Regions from separate parts of the Homo sapiens genome. Here region 1 is linked to region 2. A link is an interaction called in ENCODE POLR2A ChIA-PET data of the cell type or tissue named here. Cell type or tissue: Panc1. All regions are shown on one strand. Links, peaks and the distances in the headings refer to the core of each region. The heading gives the core; the rest is flanking DNA.

Region 1 (12,874 bases), core at 2,227-10,226, 130 kb after region 2:
AATGTTCTGTATAACCTGTAAGTTCCTTCATAGAAGAAATGTCTTCCTGTCTCCTCAGAATTTTCCTTCACAATGTATTAATAGTATGAGCCTCTACCTACTAGGGTCACTGAACAAATATTAGACTGAATCAAAGTTGTGCATTTGACTACAGACCTACAGAGATGACTCTGGGAAAAGCTGCTCCTATACTTCCAAGGGGATAAATCCCAATGTACCTTGAAAAATGGCTAGATTTTTAAAAAGTAACCTTTCTCCTGGACTAGGCCCTTATTTCTTCCCTTTTCTGAAACAGACCCAAGAAACAGTAAATGTATCAAGTTATATGCATGCCAATTACAGTGGACATTCACATAATGGAGCAGTCACTTGTGTTTGGGAGGAGAAAGATCAAGGAAGAACTCATAGAGCATTTGGCTGGGTCTTGAAGGGAACACTGAATAGGTGGAGACTTGAAGATCAGCCAGAGCAAATAAAAATAATTAGCTTACCTAAAGCATGGGCTCATTTAACAATAGTGATTAGGCCAGGCTGAAAGGAAAGTAGGAATATAAGGACTGTAAAGAGAGAATTACAGAAATAAAGGTTAGAAAGTCTGGTTAGAGTCAGAGAGATATGGTAATTTTATATTTGAAATCTGGACATGTGGTTTAACAGGAGGCAGGATATTTAAAAATGAGATGTTTAGGGAGAGCTGGTCATGTAGAGATAGAAGATGACCCAGGTAAGGATCGGAGGCTTTCCTCACTGAAGGTCCCTGTACAGGGATTAAGAAATCACAGCAACGACAACCTAGCAACAGTGTTCTAGACTCTAGTACAGCAACAGACGTAGAGTATAGAAATTCTCTGCAACAGTATTGAGGGAAACTCACTAGAAGCTACTATAAATACTCCAGGAAATAAGTATGAAGGTCTGAATACGAATGGAGGCAATGGGAATGGAAAAAAAAGATGAAAGGGTATAACAGAAAGGATATAGCACCTGAATGACTGTGGAGGGCAAAGAAGAAAGACTCAAAGGGGTAAGAGATGCCCAGGGGAAGGGAGCTACAACAACAAAAGCAGGGACACCAAAGGAGTGGAGCTGCTTTATGGAGAATGACAATGATGAGTTTAGTTTGAGACAAGTTGTGTTTGAGAAACCATTCTAGAAGGTGCCAATGGAAAATATGAATGAAAGAGACAGCTGAAGCCAAGAGAATGAGCTAAATGGTGATTCTGTGTGCATGCTGGACCCCTGAATTCATAAAAATGCCCTTTTCCTTCTTCTTTTTTAAACACAGGAAGAAAACACGAGCCTCTTAGTTCTCTGGGATAGAGCTGAGCAAGCGTCAATCATGGTATAATTACCAAAACAGAGCCTTCTCATTAGATCCAGAGGCTGGCTGCTGACTTCTGATTATAATTTAGTAAACTGAGGCAGGTCACTTTAAGAAAATAAGATCAAAACGACCATGCCTTTCCTTTCTGTTACCTTTATTCACTGACCAACAAATAGGCTCTACTTTCCTTTTTTTGCAGATGCCCATGCTGACTGTTACTGTGGTGCCCGCTGCTCAGTTTGCTTACCTACCTTGGGATCATGTGACTGACAATGTGCAGCAGGTCCCTTGTCTGTACACCCATTTCAGGGGAGGGGTTAATCAAGACTTGGTCATGGTAAGGGTGCTGACTGAGCACCTCTCTGGATGGTGGTAGGCTGGACCCTCTGCAGCCATCCTGAGACCATGAGAGGTACAGAGAGCTCTAGGATTCCAGAGTGAGGTCTGTTCTGTTGAACAGACTCTTTCCTGCTGGGAGAGGTACATGTGATGCTCTGGCAGGCAGTTTAGAGTCCCTCTTCAGAGTTTAAGTTTGGGCTTTTTTTTTTAACCTTTTACTCTAAAAATCCAGAGAAGCAATTGAAACATTAACCAGACGAACTTGGGATTTTAAATCAAATCAATTTCTGAACTGAAAGGGGCACAGCTGGAAAAGAGTTTTAAAAGCACTTGGCCCCTCCATAAAAATAAACTTTACTCTCTCTAAGAGTGGTTAAAAATAAAGGTAATGGACTTCCAGCCAGTAACCAACTTGAAGTGATAAACTGTTACCAGGGGATCCAAGTCACTAACGTGAGGGGCAATGATAGATGTAAAAACCAAAGAAAACTGAGCCTCTGGCAATACTGAATTAAAATTTGTGGAATAATGCTATAAATGAGCCAAAGATGACAGATCAATAATGGGTTAATAAAGAGAAGTTAGGAAGACACATGTGTAGTTTACAAGGACTACATCACCATGGGCAAATCTTATTCTCTCCCATAAACTCTTCCTTGCGCTTTATGTGACAGCATCTGAGCTGGAATGGGCAAACTTCCCAATTGGGCTTTGTGACAATGACACCTCCAGACAGTAACAAGACAAATGAAACCAACATGCATACGTGACTGGAGACAGAGCAATGGCACGCATGCTTCTATTCATTCAGATCAAGTACATACTGACCCCTACAAGTGTTAGGTGCTTGCTAGGCTACTACTATGGATCAAAGAGTGAGTAAAACACCAAATCCCTGCTCTGGAGCTTACCTTCTGGTGCAAAAGAACAGTAACTTAACAGCCATGCTATGAATGGGTAATTGCAAACTGCAACAAGGGCTGTGAAAAAAAGTAGCTTGGTTTTATGAGAGGGGATAACACAGTGATTTGATCAAGATGGGTGGTCAGGGCAAACTTTCCTGAAAAGTGGCCCTTGAGCTGAGAAGGGTAAGTGGGGGTGGTTAATGAGACAAAGGGCAGAGGGTGGGCTCCAGACAGAGACCAGCATGGCATGCGCAAAGGCTCTGTGTGAGGACAGAGCATGATGGATGGTGGGAAAACAGAGGATGCCAGGGAGATGGGAACAGGGAGAGGGATGCAGAGGGAGTATGGAGAGGCAGGGGGCCAGATTGTGCAGGGCACTCTAGGCCACGCAAAGAATTCTGTTCTTGATTCAGAGAGCAGCAGGAAGCAGTGCAGGGTCCTAAGCAGGACGATACTAGAGTTGTGCTTGAAAAGTGCCACCTGCCTATAGTAAGTAAACTCATGGGAGGGCACAGAGGGAATGTGGGGGGGTCAGTCAGTAGAGTGGAGTGGAACAGGTAAGTGATGATGGTAGGTGAACTAAATGTGATCTTGATTTATTTTTAATCATTTGGAATATAACATTAATAAGAAAGTTATTTCCATAATAAAATAAAAATTTCTGACCATGTACATTTTGTGTGCTCACACAGCTCACTGAGAAAGTTTTATTGAGGTATGCTTCATTTTTTTTATAACAGGCATGGAAAAAATTATTACCCTCACAGAATAACGTGGCTCCTGGGTTAAGTAAGAAAGAAGGAAATAGGAGCTCTCAGATTCTTCTTCCTGATCATTTGCTACCCAAGAGGACTTCATTTCCTTCTAGCTCCTTTAACTTCCAAATGTTCTGGGTAGAGAGGAGCCTCCCACTGGGGGTCCACAGGATCTGCTGGCAGCTCTAAATTTAGAACTCAGGCAATTCACATACTTAGCATCAAAATCTACTTTCCACATGCCTCCCAATGTTTGGGTAAATTTATAATAAAAACTTCCTGCAATACAAAAGATAAGTCCCCTTTAAATGTGCAGGTATGACTGGCTGACTCCTTATTGCTATTTTCTATTCTAAAATAAGCATCAGCTTTAGGTACTTCATAACCCCATAAACAAGTGTGAGTAACTGGTGTCTCCAAGTGTGGCCTAACGTATAGATGACTTCTATAGGGCAAGCCTGCTGATATCTCATCATTAACACAAGGATCTGCCTAGGGTCAGACTTGGCGCACGTGCACGTACGTGTGTGTGTGTGTGTATTGTCTAAAATCTGCTATTTTCTTCATTTTTCATTTTTTGAAACCATTCCTCTTACAGGTACATGTTTCTTCATTGTTCAAGTTCTAAAGCTCTTGACAAAATTAACACCAATGTTTGCCCTTTAAAAAAAAAAAACAGAAAAGAACATGACTGGCTTTTTTCATTACTGTCAAATGCTGTGTAGAAAAACGGAATTAAGTATGAAAAAAGAAAAATAAAATCTTCATCGAGCATTTCAAAAGTGACAATTACACAACCAGAACTCATTAATTGGTTCACGCTTCTAGAAGGAACAAGCAAACATACTCCTCCAACCTGGTAGGGCAGAAAAATCTGAGGACAACAGCCCTGTCTGTTATTACCAATATGGGATTTATGCGACAGTCAAGTGCTTCAATCTTCTTGGAAACTAACACGTCACCCAACTATGAACTATGTCTCATCATCATTAGTATCAATGAGGAAGACATTTCCTCCTTTATATCCTGCTTTCTTTCTGTTGCATCTTATTTGTGACATCAAGTTCTTTACACAAAACTCCAAATCACATGGTTAGCAGTGACCTCCTGGAACCAACCCAAAGTTTTTGTTAAGTGTGAGATTAAGAAACAAAGCAGGCAAAAAACAAATATCAAACCTTTCTCAACATTGTCACTAACAATGGCAAAGAAGATGTAAAAAAAAAAAAATCACAGGCAAAGTAAATTGTCTCTAGATTTAAATGTACCATTTTTCAATCTTGCTATACTTTGGAAGACTTTACTGAGGCTATAACTCTCCACCTTTAATTTATCCTGTTGTCCTCAGCCACTGCAGCACTTAGAAGAAGAAATATTTTCCTCTTTCTACCATTCCTAGGGAATAAATAGCAGATACAGAAACAGATCCCAGGACTAAGTGGCAGTGCATTCAGCAAGGGGACAGACAATGCTTCTCGGATATGAATACAATCATGCTGAAGACCAGGCAGCAGATGGGTGGACTCCACACATGTCTTTCCAGGTGACAGGGAGACAGTCAAGGTGCTTCTCAGGGAAGGCACAGGGGAGAAGCTTCCCAACATTAGGTTGCTGTAGAGATTGCCTGCTCCAAGGAGGTGCTCTAACCTGCCAAGTAGGCCAGGGCCCTTGGAGAGGGCAAACTCAGATGGGAATGAACTTTGGGTGTCCCAGGGAAAGGCAGAAGAAAGTACTCTCAGAGAAGCGGGCTTTAAGGAGCCCATGGAGAGAAGCATAAGGAAAATGTAGCTGGAGTGTCCTTTCCAGGGAAACACAGCTTTTGTGCTTGGGCTAAATGGCAAGGTTCTGAAGAGCTGCTGGGATATTGCTATGTATAGCACTTAATTTTGTTGATTTACTGCTGGCAGTGAATAAACCATGCCACTCTGCCAGCATATGCTACTCAAATAATGGCAAGGACAAGCATCCATAAAACACTTATGGCTCTAGCAAAAAAAAAATTTTTTTTTTCAAGTAAAGTGTTTTTAGATTTTAAAAGAAATACATGTAAATTGGTCAGAAAAATGTTGAAAATTAGAAATAATTTCCGTAATCCCTTATACAAAGTCGACCATTATGAATATTTTGGCATATTTCCTTTTGGCTTTCTTCTTCCGTAATTCTTTCTACTTATGATAACACTTCTATAATTTTGTACACGCTTTTTAAAAATCTTAGGTATTTCCTTAAGTTATTAAAAAAACTCTTTGCAGCATCATTTTTAATAAACACCTAGATTGGGGGAAAAATTTACTCAGAAGGGAATTTAGATGATAAATCTGGCAGGAAATAGAAAGTTTGTGATAAAATTAGAAGCTAAAAGCTAGAAAGACTAGGTAGTTCCATATTAGGACTACAGAATTCTCAAGTGGAAAAAGAAAGTTTTCATTACCTAATTCTTTTTATCTAATCGTTTGTATTTGCCAAAATGTTTGCGAGGGGCACAGTTTTGGATAGATGATGGCTGAAGTCACTAATACTTTGGCAGACAGAATTACTATTCAACGGGACCATGACAAAGCAAAGAAATTGTTTAAAAAATGAATGCAAATGAGGACAATACGTGAGGGAGTATACTCTGACAGGAAACAAGACAGCTATATAACATGGCAGAGGCACAGCCAAGCACACGAAAGGTAAGGAAAATGACTTGGGGTCACTGGGGACTATCAACAGCTGACTACAAGTCAGCACAGGCCGTGGTGCTTTTGGGAATTCAGGTCCAAGATGGCTGACATTGTAGGCACAGTTCGCTCTCCCTTCCCGGAAACCACTGACATGCCATCAAAGAAATGCAAAGAGAATACATTCAAAAAGGTTGCAAATTGGAGAGGACATTAGTAAATGAAAAATCTTGGTGAATTTCGAGAAAATGATATGCACATGAAATATTACTCATTTATAAATCGAGGAGAACTGGGCAGATTTCCATACCGAAGCAAACTGAGCAGGATGAATGACAAATGACCCACATCCAGCCATGTCACTGTGAAATTTGAGACTACCGAGGTGAAGAGAATATCCTAAAGGCTTCTATAGAGAAAAATAAATTACTGCAAAGAACATGAGTCAGACTGACATCAGATTTCTCATCTGCAACATTAGATACTAGAGGGCAATAAATCCAAGCTGTCAGACTTCTGAAAAAACTGAATTCTATACCCAGTCAAACTATGATTCAGATATGCTGGGGTTCTGAAAATTTGTTTTCTATATCCCTTTTCTGAAAAAAATTACTTATAGATTTGTTCTCTGCAATCGCCATGAGTGATCTTCTTTCTTTCTTTCTTTTTTTGAGACAGGCTCTTGTTCTGTCACCCAGGCTGGAGTGCAGTAGTGTGATCTTAGCTCACTGTAACCTCGAACTCCTGGCTTCAGCAATCCTCCCCGCTCAGCGTCCTAAGTAGCTGGAACTGCAGGTGTGTGCCATGATATCTGGCTAATTTTTTTTTCACATTTTATTTATTTGGTAGAGACTGGGTCTCACTATGTTGCTGGGGCTGGTCTTGAACTCCTGGCCTCAAACAATCCTCCTGCCTCAGCCTCCCAAAGTGCTGGGATTATAGCAGTCTTTTCAACTAAATGTTTAGGCTCAACAGACCCAAACAAGCCATAATTGGCTTCAGATTCACCTAGGACACAGAATGGGAAACACAGCAAGCCCCCAGGACAGCACCAGGTATTTCTTCCCTTCGGGAGTCTTTGTAGCAGTCAACACAACTGTCTGGGAGCTATTCTTTTTGGCCTGCAGGTGACAGCTCAAATAAGAGCATTAAGAATCAAAAAAAAAAAAAAAGTATATAAGACTCAAGGAAAAAAAAAGAGTATATAAGACTCAACAACGGGTAAATGTGGAGCTACTCTGGCTTAGAAGCTTCACATTCCAAATAGAAACTAATACTTCTTGTGACAGCTCCATAAGCACAGATCCCAGAATTACAAGGAATAAGCCCAATTACAAAAGTCTCTGCACTCAGGGAAGCACAAGGATCTATAGTTTCTGACCAGATATTTACAGTTCTCCCAGGCCAGATGCAATTTACCATTCAGGGGTAATTTTTTAAAATCATAAGCAATGTTGCTTATAACGCAGCAGACATTCCACTACCATCAGGTTTTCAGGGGAACAGGTCTAGAAAAGTAACAGGGGCCCAAGGTCAATATCTTAAGAAAAGGGAAAGGGGTTTTTTTAAAACTGTTTACCCACATTCCACAAAAAGAAAATGAAATTGAGGAAACAGTGTTACTAATGATAGGAAAGAAGAAGAAATTTTAGGATTGCAGACATAAACAATCTGTTCAAAATCAACCAATGAACAAACAGTATGCTTTAGAAGCTTCTGCAACGGAAAAAACTAATCAGGAACTTCAAGAAAACAAAAAGCTGTCTAATAGGAAGCTATTTAACATGTGGAATAATTCTGAGCACTTGTAAGAAAATCTAATCTGTTTCATCAGAACAGTACAATTCTTCCAAGAGGGGAACAAGTTTACTGACATATTTCCCTAACTCTAGATCCAACCAATTACTAGATCTGTCATGAACAATGTTTATATGATCATTATATTTTAATGAGTTCTTAGTGTTTTTCCCTTTTCAGGATCAATTTATAGTTAACATATAGATGGTTTAACTATAAGTTACAGAACAAAAAATAACTATCACAATGTCAATATAGTAAAGCAGCTAACAGAAGATGAGAAGTAGAATGGGAAAAATGAGGGAAATGTAGTGGGTGGTAATTTCTTCATCAACGTAGTAAAGAGTCGAGAAATATTGTCTATAACTGATGGATTAAAAAACAGAAGTTTAGGCCGAGCGAGGTGGCTCACGCCTGTAATCCCAGCACTTTGGGAAGCCGAGGTGGGGGGATCACAAGGTCAGGAGTTCGAGACTAGCCTGACCAACGTAGGGAAACCCTGTTGGTGAAACCCCTCTACTAAAACTACAAAAATTAGCTGGGTGTAGTGGCGTGTGCCTGTAATCTCAGCTACTCAGGAGGCTGAGGCAGGAGAATCACTTGAACCCAGGAGGCACAGGTTGCAGTGAGCCAAGACCGCGCCATTGCACTCTAGCCTGGGCGACAGAGAGAGACTATGTCTCAGAAAAAAAAAAAATAATAATAATAATAATAGAGGTTTAAGTATATTGTTTAATTTTAAAAGATAAATACTAACAGAACTAAAAAAACATAACAAAAATGAGGAGTGGTTAAATGAGCTAAATTTCTCATTTGTTTTATATCAAGGAGTTAGTAAAGTTGTTAAGTTAATAAAAGAGGTGTGATTTTTTTTTTTTTTTTTAAAGATGGGCTTGCGCTCTGTCGCCCAGGATGGAGTGCAGTGGCACAATCTTGGCTCACTGCAACCTCCGCCTCCCGGGTTCAAGCAATTCTCCTGCCTCAGCCTCCTGAGTAGCTGGGTTTACAGGCACGTGCCACCAGGCCCAGCTAATTTTTGTATTTTTAGTAGAGACAGGGCTTCATCATGTTAGCCAGGTTGGTCTCGAACTCCTGACCTCAGGTGATCCACCCATCTTAGCCTCCCAAAGTGCTGGGATTACAGGTGTGAGCCATTGCGGCCAGGCTGCTTTCTACCATTTTTTTAGTTTTTAAAACTTCTCAACTATAAAAATATTTCAGCCAGGTGCGGTGGCTCACGCCTGTACTTTGGGAGGCCGAGGTGAATGGATCACCTGTGGTCAAGAGTTCAAGACTAGCCTGGCCAACATGGTGAAACCCTATCTCTACTAAAAATACACAAAATTAGCCAGCCGTGGTAGCATATGCCTGTAATCTCAACTACTTGGGAGACTGAGGCCGGAGAATCACTTGAACCCAGTAGGCGGAGGCTGCAGTGAGCCAAGATTACGCCACTGCACTCCAGCTTGGGTGACAGAGTGAGACTCTGTCTCAAAAAAAAAAAAAAAAAGTGAGAGCTTTTAAAATAAAGGGTGCAGGTCAAAGGGTACAGGATTACACTGTATGAAGAAAGAGGGGTAAAATGTAATTTTAAAAAATTAGTCACTATAAAAATGGAGTTATCTATAATAGAAAATGACTGCTTATCCTGAAAACAAACCAAGAGAAGCTCCAACTATAGCAGACTTAGGAGAACTATGGAGGAAAATATCCCACTCCTGGAGCAGAGAGACTAACAGAGACACTGGAGAATCTTATTTCCCAGGGATTTTTCAGAGGACAGCAAAAATCTATGTTTTGATTTCTTGACGAGGTAGAATGCTATCAAGAGGCGGAGCTATGATCTTTCAAAACTCCATATAATTTCATTTATAACCGCACGCACTCTGTTTCAATAAAGAGCAGACTACAATTCTTGAAACTAATAGAGTCCTCTCTTGAGGTCTGCACTGTAGCATATTAGTTAAAAAGAAAAACCTTTTGCCTTTTATCATTTACATATCTTCTATATTTCTTAAGACCTAACTTTAAAAAGGGAGGTACAATACATTCAAGTTACGCCTATAAACATAAAATCATAACCTCTGGTTCCATTGATTCTTACAAGGTTAACAGGCATATTTGCCTTCTTATTACTACTTTTGTTCTTCTAATGTATTATTTATTTATTAATTTGTAAAACAATGCTATCGCATCTAAGTGCTATACAAAGTTAAAAACATATAAATTATTTAAATCCACCAATGAAAAAAAATTTAAAGAGAGAAAAAGATGTTGGTAATTTAATGCAAAGCTACTAGAAGAGGATCTAATGAGTGAACAAGACTTTGAAATCAAAAAAGTCCCCATTTAACTAAATACAAAATGAATATGACACCTACCTGGTCAACAGTTAGTCAATCAGCTCTTGTTAAAAACCCACACTGGGCCGGGCACTGTGGCTCATGCCTGTAATCCCAGCACTATGGGAGGCCAAGGTGGGCGGATCACCTGAGGTCAGGAGTTCAAGACTGGCCTGGCCAACATGGTGAAACCCTGTCTCTACTAAAAATACAAAATACAAAAATTAGCTTGGCGCAGTGGCACACACCTGTAATCCCAGCTACTCAGGAGTCTGAGGCAGAAGAATCACCTGAACCTGGGAGGCGGAGGTTCCAGTGAGCCGAGCTCATGCCACTGCACTCCAGCCTGAGCGACAGAGTGAGACTCTGTCTCAAACAACAACAACAACAACAACAACAACAAAACACCCACATTGTATAGCACCTTTGTGTTAGTCCGTTTTCATACTAGTATAAAGAAATATCCAAGACTGAGTAACTGATAAACAAAGAGCTTTAATTGACTCACACTTCCATATGGCTGGAGAGGCCTCAGGAAACTTACAATCATGGCAGAAGGCGAAGGTTAGGCAAGCACCTTTTTCAGAAGGCAGCAGGAGAGAGAAGAGTGAAGAACTTCCAAACACTTCTAACACCATCAGATCCCATGAGAACTCACTCACTATCACAAGGACAGCATGGGGGAAACTGCCCCCATGATCCAGTCACCTCCCTCAACACATGGGGATTACAGGTCCCTCCCTCAACATGTGGGGATTATAATTCAAGATCAGATTTGGGTGGGGACACAGAGCCAAACCATGTCAACCTTTAACAGAGGGACATAAAAGAGAAGAGGAATCCAGTTTACAACAATAAATGACAAAAGAGACCTGTGGTGGGTAAGACATGTACAAGATGACAAGCTTTGAGGAAGTACAAGGTCTGGTCTGGGAGCTGTGGACCCAATAAGCAAAGACTCTGGAAAGACAAATGCATAGTTGTTCATGGGCCGTGGAGGCCCTCGTATTGTATAAAAAGGGTTCCAGGAGCTTGGGATAAATTAACCACTTTGTTTCCCCCTTTTCATCATCTAGCTCGGTACAGTCCTCTTTAGCAGTGTTTTGAGTCCTAAGAGGCAATATGGTATAGTGGCAAGAAGCTGGATTTAAATCTCAGCTCTGCTTCTGGAAGAAGAGGCTGAGATGGTAACAAGATCTGTGCTCCACTGGGAAGTGGCTACCCAACCAGGAACTGACTACATTTCCCAGCCATAGTAGCATCTAGTATGTCAATGTGACTAGTTCATCTCAGTGGCATGTGAGTGGAAGGCATGTATGCTACCCCTAGAGCAAGGCTTTTCAGAACTAGGTGTACCTTCTCTGTTCTTTCTCCTGCCAGCTAAATGTGGCTGATGCTGAGGAGGACCTAGATGGCAGAACAACAAGAAAGAAGCTGCCTCGGTTCCTGTCACTTCTGGGAAAATCACTTAACTAGGAACACACACACTGACTGTCCCATGACTGAGAAATAAACTGTTGTATTAAGCCACGGAAATACTGAAGCTTATTTGTTACAGTAGCAAGAGTTAACCTAACCAATATATATATGCTGATAATTACTACAATAATAATGGTGATGGTGTCAGACATTGCATCAAACAAGCCATCATTAATACTGTTAAGAAATCTTGGCCCAGCCTAGGCAATATGGTGAGGTGCTGTCTCTACAAAAACAAACAAACAAACAAACAAACAAAAAAAAACAATTAGCTGGGCACAGTGGCATGCAGCTATAGTCCCAGCTGCCTGGGAGACTGAGGTGGGAAGATCACTTGAGCCCAGGAATTTGAGGTTACAGTAAGCCTTGATTGCACCACTGCACTCCAGTCTGGGCAACAGAGTGAGACCCTGCCCCCACCCCAAGTAAGCACATGAAAAGATGCTCAACATCATTAGCCATGAGGGAAATGCACATGAAAACCATAATGATATGCTACTTCGTCCCTACTAGGATGGCTATGGTCAAAAAGATGGGCAATAGCAAGTGCTTGTGAGAATGTGGAAAAATTAGAACCCTCAGCCATTGCTGGTGGGAATGTAAAATGGTGCAGCTGCTGTGAAAAATTTTGGCAGTTCCTCAAAAAGTTAAACGCAGAGTTATCCGATGACCCAGCAATTCTACTCTCAGATATATACCCAAAGGAATTGAAAATATATGTTCACATAAAAACTTGTACAGGAATGTTCATAGCAGCATTATTCATGATAGCCAAGAAGTGGAAACAACTCAAATGTCTATCAACTGAAGAATGGATAAACAAATGTGGTATATGCACACAATGGAATACTATTCAGCCATAAAAAATGAAATTCAGATATATGCTACAACACGGATGAACCTTGAAAACACTATGCTAAGTGAAAGAAGCAAGGAACAAAAGGTCACATACTATATGATTCCATTTATATGAAATGTCCAGAGTATGCAAATCCATAAAGAAAAGACAGAAAGTAGATTATTGGATGCTGGGGCTGGGAGAGTTGGAGGGAAATGGGGAGTGACTGCTAATGGGGAAGATGTTTCTTTTTGGGGTGATGAAAATGTTCTGGAATATTAGAAAGCAGTGATGGTTGCACAATACTGTGACTATACTAAAAACCACTCAATTGTACACTGTAAAAGTGTAAATTTTATGGTATGTGAATTATATATCAATTTTAAAAAGAAAAATAAAAAGAGAAACGCATTTGCTCCACCTTGCCTCTTA
Region 2 (12,874 bases), core at 1,591-9,590:
CCCTAGAATTTTCTTGTTACAAAAAAAAAATTCTAAATAGGGTTATTGATACAAATAGAGCCATTGCTGGTTTGTGTAAAAGGACCCCGCCCGCAGAGAGCAGTGTGGCTCATACAAGGTGAATTTCTTTCAGCTGACTGCTTTGTAATGATTTATATTTAAATTGTTGCTTGTTGCTCTTGTAGAAGAAGGGAGAGCGCCTGCCCTATCTGTAGCCACCTTACTCACCACACTGACTGGGCCTGGACAGCTTTGCTCAGCAGAGCTGGGAAATAGGCTGAACTTGCCTTCAATTGTTTTCATCAGAGTCCTTATTTAGTTGGTTTGTATTGGGGCAAAATGTCATGTAGGACTGGAAGAATTAAATGAGATGAAAAATGAAGTCTGTAGTTGCTAAGAATGGTGCAGGGCCTCCATATGCCAGTACAGCACAGCAGGGCTGGGGGACTATGAGCAAACTACCAGCATCACCATCGGGGTCCACTGGACAATCTTGGGTGAAGTGCAGCATCTTCCTCACACACAGGGAGGCTAGGAAAGGGCATACAGACAGCCTTCACTAAAATACATCCTATAGGCTGTGGCTTCTCACTAGAGCCACTTTAAGTAGAACATTAGGACTGCCTAGGAGACAAATTCATTCATTCAAAAAATATTTATTGAGCCATAGGCATGGAGGGAACATCAGTAAACAAAGCAGGTGAAATTTCCTGCCCTCTTGGAGTTTGCTTTCTTTTAGGGCATAATGTTAAAGATAAGTGCTGTGGAGGAATAAAAGGGAAACAGACGAGGGGAAGTGCTAAGAATAGGGATTCAGTGATCTAGAAGTGATGATCAGGGAAGAAGCCTTCAATGAAAATGTGACTTTGCAAAATAAAATTTAAAAGAAAATGTGACGTTGGAGCAAAGATATCAAAGGGAATGATGCAGGGCCTCCATATGCCAGTACAGTGCAGCAGGGCTGGGGGACTGTGAGCAAACTACCATCATCACCATCAGGGGCCTGGGTGATAAAAGAGATAAGATCCCATGTAGATCTGGGTGAAGAGTGTTTCAGACAGAGGGAATAGAAGGTACAAAGTACCACAGGTAGGAGACAATAAGGAGGCTAGTGTAGAGATAAGCAAAGGAAGGAAAGCAGCAGGAGCTGAGCGTGGGGCAAGTCATGCAGGGTATTTGAGAGTCTAAGTATCTGGACTTTCACTCTGACAAGGGGAGCTATTAGAGGGTTTTGAGCAGGGAAGTAACATGATCTAACTTGATTTTTAACAGAGTCACTTGTCTGCTATGTGGAGAATAGACTGTAGAAACAAGGGGATGAGCAGAGAGACCAGTGAAGAGGCTCTTGTAGTAGGCTTGATGAGTTGGTAATGGCTTAGACCAAGGTGGGGGTGACAGAGGGGTAAGAGGTGTGGCATCTGGATTATTTTGAGGAAGACTGTTTAGGAGACTCCCTTCTGGAAGTAATTTAGCACAAACAATTTGGAACTTGGTAAGAGGTACATCGTGGGTATGCAAGCAGCTGTTTCAGGAATACAGAGCCCCAAAGAGCTGCCCAGTTTATTGAAGGCAAGAGTCGTTTACAGCCTTGCCTGTGATAAGAGCTTTGTTGCGTCTTAATTACTTTTTTGAAGTTGTGCAAGACACAGTTTTCACAGAGTACACCCCCCTCCACCTACCATTTTGGCTCCACCTCAAGGTGGGGTGCCTGGTGCTGCTGCTGCTGCACCACCCCATGGTGGAGTTCATAGGGCAGCTTGCATGTGTACCAGCAGAGGTGCCCCTTCATTCTGAATCAAATTGAACTAATTGTCAGTATTAGAACCTGACTTCTGTGTCTTTAAGAGTAGAAACGTGAGTAATTTTACTATAAAAGATTACAGATCACTCATCAAACGCTGGCTTTGGGAATGGAATTGTGAAAGCATAGTGATACAGAGATACATTAGACATAGTCCCATCTCTAAAGAATTACGGTCTACTTGAGGACAAGCAAATGCCCAAGAAAAGATATCTAACCAATACAGGCAGTAAGCATCTAGGTCCCAGCAAGGGAATACAAAGACAGGACCCCATTTCTAGCTGGAATGGTCTCCTCATAGAATCTCAGCTCTTTTTAAAAACAACAACATAGAACTGGTTTTTGTTGAGCCACCCACACCCTCCTCTCCAGCTCAGGCCTAGCTTGTTAGAAGTCAGCACTAAAGGTACACGTTTGTCATAGTTTGTGCAGTATAAACCAAGCAAGTCAGAACTGGCTCTCACCTGTCTGATTCCTGGACAAGGGCAGTAGCCTGGTCAGGAGAATGCCTGGAAATACATTAATCAACTGTGCTTGCCAGGCCAGGCACTAATCCTGATCCCCAAATATGTTGTTTTGGTCAGATTCACAGTCTGAGAATGAGGCTTCACCAGTAAAACGGCCACGACTACTTGAGAATACGGAACGGTCCGAGGAAACCAGTCGATCTAAACAGAAGAGTCGACGTCGGTGCTTCCAGTGCCAAACCAAACTGGAGCTGGTGCAGCAGGAATTGGGATCGTGTCGCTGCGGTAAGCATCTCCCCCAGTGGCGTGATGGAGACTATATCCTTAACACCTTGGCCCAGCTTTGGAAATTTAAGTGGCTGAAGTCTTTCGTTCTTCTTCTGAGTACTGTAAGTTTGCTACAGTAGTGCATGCGATATAGGTTTGGGGCTTGAGAAATCAGGAGCATAGTATGTTTGCCTCTAAACACCCTTTATTCTCACACATGCAAAAAAGACAAAAACATCCCCATGTTCTTAATGCATATCTCCTTAGAGCTACATCTCACTGCTTAGTGCTTTCAACTTCCCCCCACCACTTACTACTCTGGTTTCTTCTCACGACTTCAGAAGTTTACCAAACAAGCAAAATTCTGGAGTATGTACCATAAAATTCAGATATTAAGTTAATTTTGAATGAGCTTCTTACTATTTATGATAAATGGAAGATTTTTTTTTCTCCATATCCCTGTTAAATTAAGCTTTGATTAGAAAATTACCTTTGAACCTTAGTTCATCTAGTCAGTTAATACCTTGAAATAGCCTTTTTTTTTTTTTTTTTTTTTTCCTGGGCTGAATCCATCCTCCTGCCTCTGCCTCACAAAGTGCTGGGATTACAGGCATGAGCCACCATATACCCAGTCTGAAATAGCTTTACAGTCACCTTTCCTTCTGTATTCTGTAGTGTAATACCTTTTAGAATTGCTGCACAGGGATGCCTACCCACAGTGGAATGAAACTTAAGTCAACCCTTTCTCTCTTCTTGACCACATGTATCATGACACATAGGAACGAAATTGTGTAGCAGCATTATTTTAGGCTGATTTACAGTTTCCTGTACTTGTTTTTATTTCCTGGTTTTAAAACCTAATATTATAAAATTGTTTGAGGACCAGTTCAGCTGTCATCAGGTTGACTTTGAGACCTGTCTGTAGCCTCTGAGAATCCTATTTCTTTCTTTCTGAGAAGTCAGCTTTAGAAGCCCCCTTTCACTTCTGGGACAGCCGAAGATATCCTACAAGTACTATTGCTGACAGTCAGGACTAAATAGTTCACTCAGCAGTTATAAAGTAATGGTCACTGGAAGTTTACTATCTTCTGAAGCGGCAGCCTTTGCTGCTACGGTTCCTCAATTATCTGCCCTATTGGAAATGGGAAGGAAGAGAGAGGTTATTAGCTTTTCATAGAAACTACGTTGGAACTCCTATTCCTGTTTTGACCAGATACCTGTTTGTTACACATTCTGGTGTATGCGGTACTCCACGAGATTAGAAGTGCATATTCAACTGCAGAAACCGGAACCAGCATGGGGAGTCTAAATGTTACCAGATAAGGTTTTTAGGGCATTTTGGTTATAGTGCTAAGCATTTTTGGGAAACCGTAAAGAGGGTTAGGATAGGTGGTGGGAATAGAGGCTGACAGCAGTTTTCAGATGTCCGTGTGTTCATGCACGCAGTATGGCCCAGGTAAGTTCAAAACCTTATTCTTAGGCTATTTCGATCAACCCTGCCAGGCAATTTTAAATTCTTGGTGATGTAGGGCAGGGACACTGTGGATGGCTGAGGAAACTCTGGGCTCTGCTGGCTAACCAGCTTCGCTCCACTCTGCAGAGGCTGTCTCATCTTTTGTGATCTGCAAATTCTTGCTTTGGTCTTCATGTGAACTCTCAGGGAATTTGAGCAGTTCAGTCTGTTACCAGTGTTGTGAGCCTACCTGGTCATTTTAGCTGTTGCTTTTGTAACGTAGGCTTTTGGTTGTTCCTCAGTTAGAATTGTGGGACTTTCCTGAACCTTCTGTTCTTGTTTCTTCCTTGAAAGTAACTGAATCCTGGGTATTACACAGGATTTGCCATAGCGGATCAAGCAATTGGTCTATCAAGTATGCTGTCTTGTCCCCGGCAGTGGCTAATGCTTCTTCTTCTTGTCAGGCAAACAGGAGATTTCACAATTTAGCACTGAGATCTAAAGATGTAACCAGGTCTCCTAGTTTACCCTTCAGCTTTGACGCAGACTACCTAATTTCCTAAGGTCTTAGCATCCACCTGAAAAAAAAGAAAAAAAAAAAAACAGTAATATATGTTAGATGACTTCACATTCACTCAAGTAAAGCCAACTTGTCTAATCTCTGGTAAATATAGATTACTCTGCCATGCTCTTAACCTTTGTGGGCAGGAGGCTGGATTGCTAAATGCATATTGGGTTTGCTTCAGTATGCATCCTTTTTAAATGTTCTAACATGTAGTCTCTTGGCTTGTGCCCAATTCCGAAAGTCTGCTTTTAGGGAGATTTGACTTTTTCTGTTGGAGAAGAAAGCCCTGAGCTTTCTGCAGTCTCAACAGGATGTAACTTTCCTAGAGTCAGCTGGGCATTCAGTTTGACCCACTGAGAGCATTACACTTATGTGCCCAGAAAAATGACTGAGTCGACTGTCACCCTTCAAAAGATGAAGGACAACAATGGGAACATGCCATAAAAAAGTCTGGGACTGTTTTTGACAAAGAGCTCTTGTGTTCCTCCTGCCTGCTTGGATCTCTCTAGGAAAGGGTGAGTTGTACTGTTATTTCCTTGAGGATGCATGGATGTTGGAGAGATGTTTAACTGCCCTGAAAGGTTTTAGAGGGGGGATAACACAGTAATTTACTACTGAAAGTGAAGACTCAGGAAGGTAGTTTGAGCTCAAACAGAACACTTCTTCCCTGCAGAAAATCTTTTTTTAAATATATATTCGCAATCTTTTCTTCCATTTGCCTTCCATTCTGTACAGGTTATTAACTGCTGACAAGAAATTCACATCTCATAAATAATGCTTAAGAGCCATTGCTATATAAATTGAATGTGTTATGAATTGTGATGGGCCTTTTTGTAGCATTCGATGCCTAGAGCAGGAAGAACAGAGGATGTCATTTTCATTAATTTCTAATGAGGTGCCAATTAAAGGCAGGGAAGACGCTCCAAAGGGAAGAGTGGCCAAGCTCCCCTGAATCCTCCGCCCCAGGGCTGTCGTCCAAACACTGCCAGTGAGGCCTTCTCTAAAAATTCCATTAAATTACAGTCTCATCGAGAGCACACACAGACACATTCAGCTTCCCTTTGATCTTCAAAAGAGCAATTTGTAAGGCGAGTTCTGAGCCTTCTTACATAGGGAACAGCTAGAGGTGATAGGAATTGTTAATTGCCAAGACACTTCATGGGCTTTCAGTAAGGAGGAATTTTGAATACGAATTCTCCTCTGCCTCCCTGTGACTAGATAACCTTTAAATCAACAATACCAAAGTAACACCCTTTTCCTGTGAAATCTTTCAGGGTGCCAATTAGAAAAGGCATGTGGTTGCGAGGCTGGGATTATATCCTGCATCTTAGAGCATCTTCAATAGTTTAACTTCTCAAGATAGAAAACAGTTGCCTGAAAATGGATCTATTTGTTTCATTTTCTACTCAGTAAGCAAATTGATCAGCTCATTGTCATTGCAGGAGTCTTGTCTCCTGAATTGACACCTAGAGGATGTTCTTCTGCAATCTGGCCATCTTCATCAAATCTGGGCCACGTCACAGCCACAAGAATGCCGTCTTCTCTGAGCAGATCTTGATTGATACACGTAGCTTGGCTTCCTTTTTTTTTTTTTTTTTTTTTTTTTTTTTTGTGGAGACGGAGTCGCCCAGGCTGGAGTGCAGTGGCACGATCTCAGCTCACTGCAACCTCTGCCTCCCAGGTTCAAGCAATTCTCCTGCCTCAGCCTCCCTAGTAGCTGGGACTACAGGTGCACACCTCCACGCCTGGCTAATTTTTTGTATTTTAGTACAGACAGGGATTCATCATGTTGCCCAGGCTGGTCTTGAACTCCTGAGCTCAGGCAGTCCACCTGCCTCGGCCTCCCAAAGTGTTAGGATTACAGGCATGATCCACCACGCCCGGCCTTCTTGGCTTCTTAATCACTGTGCAATGCTTGCTAGAACTGCAGAACTAATTTTTAAATACCAGTTGAAGAGTGTAAGTTTTAACATATTTTCAATTGATGGTGCATTAACAAACTTAAGTGGATATGCTCCCTTTGGGAACAGTAGTGCTTTTATTAACCTCCTGAGTAATCTGACATCCTTTATTGTTTTCAAAATAAGTTTTCTCTTCACTTTAGAAACCTGAAGTGATGTGTTAGCTGGGGCCTCTGGAGTAGTTGATCATCTCCAAGTGCCTCAGTGGTCATTGCTGCCTTATCATTCACTGTCAAACCAAATTCATCAAGCATTTACTGAAATCTGAATATGCAGAAAGCATTTTCTTAGGTTTTATGGGGAATATAGGAGCTAGAAATACAGAATCTAAGAGCTTACAGTCTAAATCTGTGGCTTCAAGCTTGAGTAGGGGCCTGGTGTGGTGGCTCATGCCTGTAATCCCAACACTTTAGGAGGCCAAGGTGGGGGAATCCCTTGAGGCCAGGAGTTCAAAACCAGCTTGTTGCCCGTCTCTATTTTTTGTAGAGATAGGCAACATAGTAAGACCCTGTCTCTATGAAAAATTATTGCCAGGCAAGATGGTGCAACCCTGTGGTCCCAGCTACTTGGGAGGCCAAGGTGGGAGGATGGCTTTCAGCCCAGGAGTTCGAGGCTACAGTGAGTCTTGGTCACACCACTGCACTGCAGCATGGGCAACAGAGAAAGACCATGTCTCTTAAAAACTAAAAAACAAACAACAAAAAACAAGAACCAAAACTTGAGGGAGCATCACAATTTACCTGGAGGGCATGTTAAAAACAGATTGTTGGGACCCACACCCAGAGGTTCTGATTTGGTAGAACAAGTTCCCATGGAATGTTTTCACAGCCTTTCTGTTTTTTTATGATATTGACATTTTTAAAGAATACAACCCTCTATCCCTCCCCTCACCTATTTTTTAGTAGAACACTCTTTATTTGGGGTTTTAATAGAACACTCCTTATTCTGATATTTCTTCATAATTAGATTCAGGCTACGAATTCTCACCCAGACTACTACATAAATAATCACGCATCCTTCTCAGGGTTTTATGGGAGGCACAGATGTCCATCAGCCCTCATTGTTGATGTTAATTTTGATATACCCACCTAGTCAGGGCATTCCCTGGTTTCTCCACTATGTAGTTACTATTTTTCCCCTTGCACCTATAAACCAATCTGTGGGAAAACACTTTAAGACCAAGTAAATGCTCTGCTCCTCGTGAAAAATTTTCCCTAGATTCATCATCCATTGATGATTCTTGCCTAAGCCAGTCTCTGCTAGGAGGGTTGCAAAATGATGATTTACTAACTCTAGCACTCCCTCAGCATTTACTATTTGGCACTCAGCATTCTTCTATAAGTGAAGCCACCTCCTCTCCCCCATTTATTTATCTGTTACTGGCATGGACTCATGGGCTCTTATCTTTTTTAATGGTTTATGATTTGTTATGGTACAGTTGTCCCCTGGTATCTGCGGGGAATCGGCTCCAGAGCCTCCCATGGATACCAAATTCAAGGATGCCTAAGTCCCTGATATAAAATGGTGTAGCATTGCACATAACCTACGTACATCCTCTCATATACTTTGTCATCTCTAGATTACCTAGAATACCTAATACAATGTAAATGCTATGTAAATTGTTACATGCTGTGTTGTTTAGGGAATAATGACAAAAAGAAAAAACCTGTGTCAGTGCAGACACAACCATCATAGGCCTAACTACATTTTTGATCTGTGGTCGTTGAGTGCGGAACCCATGGATATGGACAACCGACTGAACTTAATTATTTTGGTGCTCAAATTGTCCTGGATTTAGCCAGTGGAAGTTATTTTCTGCTGGCTCCTGTGCTCTTGTGGCATACTTCCCATCTTTCTTCAGTGGTGGGGGGAGGATTTGGGAGCATTCCCTTATTCTTTGGCGTAACAGCATGTGTCCCTAAATTTCCCCAATCCTGGAATCAGCCACTTCTCCAAGGACCCCCAAAGTGATTTTAATATGCACTCAAGTAGGTATTTGCTGGGCCCAAGAGGAAGGCAGACATACATAAAATAACTGGAACAGCCTACCATAAGCATTTATCAAGGTATAGGTATAAGGTATAAGCCTATGTTATAGTGATATGGAGAGGGAGAGATTAATTGCAACTCAAGATTCTGGACAGGCTTTCACAATTGGGGCTTTAAAGGAAGATTGGGACTCAGATATGGGAAATGAGGGGATGCTTGGGCAAAGCTGGTATTTAGGAGATGAACTCTGTTCAGCTGGATGAAGTCTTGGAGTCAAATGAGGACAGACTGTTAGAAAGGGAGGAAAAGGATTCCAGATTCCAGGCTGAGGAGTTTGGATGTTCGTTTATAGTGAGAAGCCATCAATAGTTTTGAATACAGTCAACATGATCTAATCTGACTTTTAGAAACATGAAACATGTTGGAAAGCCATGGAGGTTGTTGAATCTTTTCAAGGGAATGATCTAGAGAGAATGTGAACTGATTGAGTCAAAAGGAATATGCATGTGTCACAACTGTTGCTGCCATTGCAGGGGGCTACACAATGAACAAACAGTGATATCCGTAAGGTCTAGAGTGGGGCAAGGAGCTGCAGTGATTAGGACACATGTTGGGGACATGCATTACCAGGCTGATCCATTTCACCAGCATCAGAAATCAGCCCACGTGTCTGTGCCTTAATTTTAATTCTTATTCAAGTGTAAACCTGTCAGGAACATTTGGCATTCTGTCTTATGTCTGTAAAGGAAAGTGAGGCAGTATGTTCTTATAAAAAGCCTTATTCTGTTCACAGTGTTCTAGCCTAGATCCACCAGAAAACCCTGTTATGCAGAGAAACACCTGAGATCTTTTATTATGACCAAAACTGATTTGACTGGTGAAATGTTATCATTATTGCCATTGTGTGGAGAGTCCATGCTCTACTATGAGTTATAGGGAGAGAGTGTATCCATCTGGGTCACCAAAATGTGTCCGGAATTGGTGGGTTCTTGGTCTCACTGACTTCAAGAATGAAGCTGCGGACCCTTGCGGTGAGTGTTACGGTTCTTAAAGGTGATGTGTCCGGAGTTTGTTCCTTCTGATGTTCGGAGTTTCTTCCTTCTGGTGGGTTCTTGGTCTCGCTGGCTTCAGGAGTGAAGCTGCAGACCTTCGCGGTGAGTGTTACAGGTTATAAAGGCAGTGCAGACCCAAAGAGTGAGCAGCAGCAAGATTTATTGCAAAGAGCGAAAGAACAAAGCTTCCACAGTGTGGAAGGGGACGCGAGTAGGTTGCCACTACTGACACAGGCAGCCTGCTTTTATTCTCTTATCTGGCCCCCACCCACATCCTGCTGATGGGTCCATTTTACAGAGCGCCAGTTGTTTTGACAGGCTGCTGATTGGTGCGTTTACAATCCCTGAGCTAGACACAAAAGCTCTCCACATCCCCACTAGATTAGCTAGATACAGAGTGCTGATTGGTGTATTTACAAACCTTGAACTAGACACAGAGTGCTGACTGGTGTATTTGCAATCCCTTAGCTAGACATAAAGGTTCTCCAAGTCCCCACTAGACTCAGGAGCCCAGCTGGCTTCACCCAGTGGATACCGCACTGGAGCCGCAGGTGGAGCTGCCTGCCAGTCCCGCGCCATGCGCCCGCAATCCTCAGCCCTTGGGCAGTTGATGGGACCGGGCGCCATGGAGCAGGGGGCGGCGCTCCTAGGGGAGGCTCGGGGCTGCGCAGGAGCCCACAGCGGGGGGCCAGGCGGGGAGGCTCAGGCATGGCGGGCTGCAGGTCCTGAGCCCTGCCCTGCCGGGAGGCAGCTAAAGCCCGGTGAGAAATCGAGCGCAGTGCCGGTGGGCCGCACTGCTGGGGGATCTGGTGCACCCTCTGCAGCTACTGGCCTGGGTGCTAAGCCCCTCACTGCCCCGGGCCGCTCCGAGTGTGGGGCCCGCCAAGCCCATGCCCATCTGGAACTCTAGCTGGCCCATAAGCGCCGCGCGCAGCCCAGGTTCCTGCCCGCACCTTTCCCTCCACACCTCCCTGCAAGCTGAGGGAGCTGGCTCTGGCCTCAACCAGCCCAGAGAGGGGCCCCCACAGCGCAGTGGCGGGCTGAAGGGCTCCCTGAGCATGGCCAGAGCGGACGCTGAGGCCGAGGAGGCGCCAAGAGTGAGCGAGGGCTGCGAGGGCTGCCAGCACGCTGTCACCTCTCAAGAGCATGGTTAAGCAAAAGACCCCGGCCTTTAGGAACTCCTGTTTATATGCTGAGTCTGGGTGATGAAAGACTAAAGCTTCTCCAGTACTCCTAAGACAGCAACAATTGGGATGTATGTTACCTGTGACTCAAGAGAAGAAAGTGTCCCATCCATCCCCCCAAAAGGAAAAAAAGTTCCACAACCTTTTGATGGGAGTTATTATATATGTGAGAGCTAAGGGTAACTAGAAATCTTGAGGCAAATTCTGAGAAAATTTTCTTCCTTTGCTATACTCCTCCCTTCACTCTCACTGTACTTTTTACCTAAACATAAGTATGCTATCTGTATTCCCCATTTAATCTTTGATGTGTAAGTGTTCCAGTCTAAAACCAGATAGATTAGTCCCTCTGCTGCTCCTCTGTAAATTGCAACTTGAGATGTTAGAGCAAAACAAATGAAACCTTTTACTGAACACGAACTCCATGTATTTAGCCCATTAGTGCAGGACTGTCCCAGAGACCCAGCCTACCCTATGTTCTTTGACAGGGCTGTAGAGAGATGTCAGAAACATGAAGAGCTCCCTCTCCCTAAGCAAAGGAGTATCAAAGACTGAGCTCTTCTTACAAGACCGAATGTGCAGGGCACATCCGCTGCAGCCTGTGTCACATCCCCACCCATCCCATACTGACAGGTATGGCAGAAGACCCTTATCCCATGGCATGAGATAAATTTCCATCTTTTTAGCATACTTGCAGCTACTTGTATAGTCTAATATTAGTGGCAGTAACAGCACAATAATAGTGTTACCAAAAGGTATTTGGATAGGTTATCCTGCTTAGAATACCTTTTTTTATGGGGAGAAAAATTATTATAAAAGGAAGTGAATTATTAGTGTCTTTTATTTTAGTTCCAGTAGTAAATAGTTTTAGTTAATTCTTTGTTTAATAAAGTTTTTAAAACAGCTTTTTGAGAAATAATTTACGTACCATAAAATTTGCCCATTTTATGGTTGAATGAGTTTTATTACTTTTTTATTTCTTTAATCTTGTTTCAGACCCTGATTTTTTAGTTCTTATTACATTATTCATTTCTTTTTAAAATCTTTATTCAGAAGTTGAATGAGTTTTAGTAGATTTGTGTAAGTTGTACAGCCATCACCAAATTCAGTTGTACAATACTTCCATCATCCCAAAAAGTTCCCTCATGCCCCTTTTCAGTCGATCCATATTCTCTCCCACCCTAGCCCCAGCCAACCACTTAAAGTCTGCTTTCTGTTGCTATAGTTTCACCTTTTCTACAATTTTAATATCAGTGGATTCATACCTACATAGTATGTTGTTTTTGAAATTCATCCATATTATATATCAGTAGTTCATTCCTCTTTAATGCTGAGTATTATTTCATTGTATGGATATACCACATGTGTTTATCCATTTGCCAGTCGACATACACTTGGGTTATTGCCAGTTTGGGGCCATTATGAATAGAGCTGCATTTATGCAGAAGTCTTGTGTGGACATGTGTTTTAATTTCTCTTGGGTATATACATAGGCATGGAGTTGCCAGGTTAAATGGTAAGTGTGTCCTTAACATTGTAAGAAACTTCCAAGATCTTTTCCAAGCTTATATCATTTTATATTCCCATTAGCAATGCATTAGGGTTCCAGTTTCTTCCTGTTCTCGCCAACATTTAATATTGTCAGTCTTTTTAACTTTAGGTATTCTAGTGGCTGTGTAGTAGTATCTCATTATGGTATATTAATTTGTATTTCCCTAATGACCAATGATGTTGAACATATTTTTTATATGTTCTTTGGTCACTCATATATCTTCTTTTATGAAGAGTCTGTTCACACTTTAAAATTTTAACCATGTTTACAAAAAGATTCACAAAATTGCCATCTTAATATTGTAACTCATCAATATGATATGTCTCTCTATTTAGGTGTTTCTCAGCCACATTTTATATTTTCAATGCATAGCTTGTTAAATTTATTCCTAAATATTTTAGTTTGTGATGATATTGTGAGTGGAATTTAAAAGTTTTATTTTTAGATTGTTTTTTTTTTTGCTACCACTTAGAAATATATCATTTTATATCACTTTTTGAATACTGCAGCTTTGCTAAATTTAACTTGTTAGCTCTCGATTCCTTAGGATTTTCTACATCCATGATCATGTCATCTGCAAATACAG

Evidence for each region. Peaks named below come from ENCODE experiments on the same cell type or tissue, not always from the same donor. Only the 100,000 strongest peaks of a DNase experiment are listed, where the experiment ranks them.
Region 1: POLR2A ChIA-PET joins it to region 2 with 5 read pairs; 3 of 35 experiments call an interaction of 5 or more read pairs at or near these places.

What each region holds. Positions count from the first base shown.
Region 1 is chr6:38,242,616-38,255,489 of GRCh38, forward strand. All of the region lies in intron 9 of BTBD9 (BTB domain containing 9), which reads right to left. LOC105375045 (a long non-coding RNA gene) reads left to right here. Exons shown (of 2, transcript XR_926772.4): 1 at 1-1,024; 2 at 3,922-4,001. Among named protein-coding and RNA genes, the nearest start is that of BTBD9-AS1, 230 kb to the right of the region's middle. In Panc1, for the core only: no CTCF peak of the experiment used is centred there; no DNase peak of the experiment used is centred there.
Region 2 is chr6:38,114,187-38,127,060 of GRCh38, forward strand. It overlaps ZFAND3 (zinc finger AN1-type containing 3), which reads left to right. Exons shown (of 6, transcript NM_021943.3): 5 at 2,386-2,553. It overlaps LOC124901314 (a long non-coding RNA gene), which reads left to right and starts at 8,941. Exons shown (of 2, transcript XR_007059570.1): 1 at 8,941-12,874. RefSeq lists an enhancer at 5,240-6,042. In Panc1, for the core only: no CTCF peak of the experiment used is centred there; a DNase peak (open chromatin) is centred at 5,905.